Regions from separate parts of the Homo sapiens genome. Here region 2 is linked to region 1. A link is an interaction called in ENCODE POLR2A ChIA-PET data of the cell type or tissue named here. Cell type or tissue: B cell. All regions are shown on one strand.

Region 1 (2,500 bases):
TGTTACAAACCCTACCTACTTAGCATACAGTGGGCAAAGCTGATTAATCTCATATTTAGAAGTTGTATGAACAAGCGCAACATTGCACCTCCTACAACTGTGAGTAAAATAAATGTCGTTCTCATCTTTGCATCTGCCTATAAAGCTTATTTTAATAGAAATGAAGATAACATAAAGACTATATGGTTTACTGACTGATTCTGAATCAGAGAACTTGGAGAAAGAAAATTATATGATCAAGACTTTAAATTCTCAATTCAAGCTTGAATAAAGAACAAGAAATTTTTTGAAGGCCCCCCCAAAATTATCTCACGTAGTCAACGAGTAAACATTTCTTAAAAGAAAAACAAAACAAAAAAAAGAACTAAAGTTATATCCTGTGGGTGACAGACTTACAATGAGAAATGTTTATTTTGAAGAGGCTTTAATGAACTTCCCAAAGAAGTTACCTTGGAGGGGAATGCTGATCCTCATCAAGACCCACCTCCAGCAGCTCTCATTGGTTCTAGATCTATAATTATTTTTAAGTTCTCTCAGCTCCCCAGGCTTGATTTTATGTGTGACCTGGGAGGAAGTATTATATACATGGAAAGAATTTCCAGATTTCTCTTATTTATGTCTGTAGAAATCCAGGGAATATAAATGGGAGTGGATCTTAAACATGTTAGACCAGAGTGAAAGAAATATGTCATATATATATTTTTACCAGGTGAGTGCTAGCATTAGTGCATTTTCAGCATGAGAGCACTAACAAAAGATTCTGGGTTTGATGCATTAGCTTAGACAACTGGGAGTGGCTCTAAAAATCTGCTCCACTGGTTGACTAAAACCTAAACTCAAAGGTGACCTATGCTGAATAGACTGGAGAATGTCAGAGCTTTCTAAGTATATTGTAGAGGAAGGTATCTAACCATAAAGGAAATTTCTGCTTCCAGCAAAGGTGGAAAAGAGGAACTGGGTTTATCCTCCCGCCTACATAACAAAAAAATAGATGACATATAGGAAACAATTATTTGAAAGACATTGGACATCAGATAATGAAGGACTGGGATCCCTGTGAGATGGGAAACAAATGATGTAAGACTTATGATTGCCCTACTTTACTGTCTTGAAAGAATCTCCAGACTGCTGCACAGGGAAGGGGAATGAAAGTGGAGGGCAGTGAACTACCTAAGTTGAGACAATACTGAGAGTATGGGGAGATCAAGGAAGCTAGGAAGGTAAAGTTCACAGGACAGAGACATAGAAGAGAACTGCAGAAAAAGAGAACTTTGGAGATCTGCAAAAGGTGCTCTTGAGTATTTAGCTGAATACCATTCAATGCATTCATGTGAGAAAAATATTCATGGTTAGAGAAAAGGATTACTTGTGACAGTGCTTGCCATTCACAAAAGGGCAGTGGTATGGTTTGAATATGTGTCCCTTCCAAATCTCATGTTGAAATGTAGTCTCTAGCGTTGGAGATGGGGTCTGGTGGGAGGTATTTGGGTCATGGAGGAGTATCCCTCATGTATAGCTTATCCTATTCCCTTGGTGATGAATGAGTTCTTGTGAGATCTGGTTTTGTAAGAGTTTGTGGCAGTCCCCTGTCCCCCACTCTCTTGCTCCTGCTCTGGCCATGTGAGACATCAACTTCTCCCTTTGCCTCAACTTCTCCCTTTGCCTTTCACCATAATTGAAAGCTCCCTGAGGCTTTACCAGAAGCCAAGCAAATGCCAACACTATGCTTCTGTAAACCCTGCATGAGCCAGTTAAGCCTCTTTTTTTTTCCTTTCTTTTCAGACAGGGTCTCACTCCTGTCACTCAGGCTGCAATGCAGTGGTGTGATCACGGCTCATTGCAGCCTCAATTTCCCAGGCTCAGGTGATTCTCCCATCTCAGCCTCCTCAGTAGCTGGGACTACAGGTGCATGCCATCATGCCCAGCTAATTTCTTTTGTATTTTTTATAGATACAGGGTTTCACCATGTTGCCCAGGCTAGTTTTGAACTCCTGCACTCGAACAATTCACGTACCTCACCCTCCCAAAGGCCTGGGATTATAGGCTGAGCCACTGCACCCAGCCTAAACCTCTTTTCTTTATAAGTGATCCACTCTCAGATATTTCTTTATGGCAATGCAAGAACAGCCCCTAACGCAGGCAGAAACTGTGCCTGTTTTCACCAGCTTGACTGAAAATTAACAATTCATGAGGGTTTATGTAGCATGCCAGAAGATTTTGGCTCTGGAATTGGAACAATTATCTCCAGATTGAGCACTGCTCTGGCCTCACCTAAAAAAATATTAAAATCAAGACCCCAAAAGATCACATATTTTAGGTAAACTGCACAAAAGCATGAAGTGCAAGAATGTTTACAGAAGTACAAAAATATTCAGCACCAATAAGGTAAAATTCAGAAAGTCTACTATCCAATAAAAAAATTAGCAGTCATGTGCAGAAGCAAGAAAATACAGTCCACAATGAGGGGATAAATCCATCATTTGAAACCTACTCAGACTGG
Region 2 (2,500 bases), 66 kb before region 1:
ATGTGTTTCAAATGAAAGTCTGATGATTTAATGATCACAAAAGTGATGAGTTTAATAAATGAGTTTTTTCTCACCTGCTCAATGGCACTCAATGAAGGTTTGAAATGCCTTTTTTTCCTGAAATTCTTTAAGTATTATACCCTTTGATTTTCTAGAAAACTTTCCTTAGTCGGCATTCCAGCTTGTGTTAAAAAATAAAGAGGAAGTCCTTCCTTCTTAAACTGGACATATGGCAACATTTTTTGTGTGTGATTTCATATTTGTAGGACATAAACCTGAAAATTATATTCATTAAATTTATTATGTGAATGAGGTTACTCTTCTTTAAAGATAAATTAACTCTACTGCAAGAAAATTGTTTCATCAATTACACTGCAATGTAAGTAAAATGATACAGATGATCTTTGAATTTTGGAAGTATTTGATTTTTTTTTCCTATTCTGCTAAGGAAGAAAGACTGACTAATGTTACAGAACTTTCTAATTTGCCTTGTAAATGAAGCATGTGTTGTGAATTTTAAATCTTTTCTTCCGTTGGCTTTGTATAAGTGTTTCCCAATTTTTTTTTGTGGGGGGTGGGGGGTGCGTTAATTCTTGCTCTCTTCTCACCAAAGACCTTTTTAGACATTTTTTTTTGATCATCCTCCACCACACATATACTGTAAATCAGTTTATGTATCACATATATATCTGCACTCTGTACTTAAAAAAGGAAAATTTTTTTTTAACTTTCATCAGGTATCACCCCCATTGAGAATGCTTGCTTTCTGTTGGTTTTGTTTTTATTGTTTTTAAAGACAAAATCATATAGAAGAAAGAGCTTAACCTCTGGAGTCAAACCAGTCGGATGTTGGTTTGAATCCTGTTTTTTTCACTTAGTAATTATTCAACCCAAGTGATTAAGTGATTAACTTAATCTCTCTGAGACTCAGTTTTCTCATTTAAGAGATAGAGATTGTGATTCCTATGTGAAGTATTTGAAGCTTAATGTGATTAGTGGGTATGAAAACTCCAAGCACAGTCCTAAAAGTTGAATAAATATTAGCTTAAGGAAGTCACTGCATGCAATCACTATTATTTTCCTAAGCTGGATTTCTGATAATTTCATCACTCCCTCTGGCCACACCAAAGAATAAGAACAGTCTTTTATTCAGGTAATATTTACATGTTTTCTCTGTGGCAAGTACTGTACTGATTTTTTTTAATGTATTATTTCATATTCTTCTCACAACAATCTTATAATGTAGCATTTTTATCCCATTTTCAGCTAAGATAACTGTGGTTTTGCAAAATTTGTAACTTGCCTTTCACAGAGCTAGTAGGCAATAAATAGAGGCCGATGACTAGTTTCTCTATTACCAGGTTTTTTTTTTTTTTTTTTTTTTTTTGGATGGGGGACAGGGTCTCACTCTGTCACCCAGGCTGGTGTGCAGTGGTGCAATCTCGGCTCACGGCAACCTCTGTTTCCCAGGCTCAAGTGATCTTCCCAGGTACTTTAAAAGATAGAAAGATGCTCATCCTAGTGACAGACCAAGAGACAATACAACCCAAATTGGACAATTAAGGTGCCGTGATTCCCTACAAGTATTGCTTTATTCCCCTCTGTTGCCAAAGTCCTATACTGAGACATTCATAAGTCCCTCATGGGGACTAATAGATCAATTTAAAGAATAATAAATAAGAAGTCAGGAAATATTCAGTGAAATATAGAAAATATTTTTTCTGTATCCCCTAACAATTGTGTACTTATTTATCCTTTAAACTTGAATATGGCATATATTACAGACTAGCCCAAATCTAAATGTACTTTCAAGAGTCTTGACTCTTAAGTAGCTATTTGAAGTTAATAAGATGTGGTTACAGGGGTCTTTATGTCTTATTACATGCCCCTATACATGACAAACTTAAGTCCCATTATAAAGTGACATCAGTTATCTGCCTGTTATTCAGGTTTAAGTCAGATAATATAATCATATAATCTTTCTGTGATACGTTTAGTCTGGAAAAGGAAGTATGTGAATTTCCCTTATTAAAAAAATTGAAGAAATACAGAGGTACAGAAAATCCAACGATGATGGCAAGACACTTAAAGGGTCCTGTGGATGTCTCTCTGAGGAAGCAGAGTTGAATCTGCATTTACAAAATGGAAAATTTAAGGGTTACTCAAGCATACTGTTTTTCAAATCATCTACGAAAATCTCTTCCCAGGGTGCCTTCACTTGTCCACAGGCCCTTTATTCTGTTACATTAAGTATGATATAAGCAAGAACAAAACCTTTCCATAACTTTTTGTTTTCATAGCACATGCATTGCATTTCCACTTTGTTAGCTCTGCAAGTTAGACCTTTTGAAGTGTCTGGGTCATCCCACATTTCTTCAAAAAAGATGATGTGCATCCTCTAGGTCACTCCAGTTCTTGGAGGTAGGTAGATAGAATTCTAAGTTGGGTTCTTTGGCAGTGAAGATGATACCCTATATATTAATGTAGTATCTGTCTAATG

The links. ChIA-PET counts read pairs that join two places held together with the same protein. Peaks named below come from ENCODE experiments on the same cell type or tissue, not always from the same donor. Only the 100,000 strongest peaks of a DNase experiment are listed, where the experiment ranks them.
Region 2: POLR2A ChIA-PET joins it to region 1 with 5 read pairs; 5 of 35 experiments call an interaction of 5 or more read pairs at or near these places.

What each region holds. Positions count from the first base shown.
Region 1 is chr1:207,417,625-207,420,124 of GRCh38, forward strand. The region is part of intron 1 of LOC105372880 (a long non-coding RNA gene); the gene reads left to right. Among named protein-coding and RNA genes, the nearest start is that of CR2, 35 kb to the right of the region's middle. In B cell, no CTCF peak of the experiment used is centred here; a DNase peak (open chromatin) is centred at 980.
Region 2 is chr1:207,351,679-207,354,178 of GRCh38, forward strand. All of the region lies in intron 9 of CD55 (CD55 molecule (Cromer blood group)), which reads left to right. Among named protein-coding and RNA genes, the nearest start is that of CD55, 31 kb to the left of the region's middle. In B cell, no CTCF peak of the experiment used is centred here; no DNase peak of the experiment used is centred here; H3K27ac peaks cover 830 bases.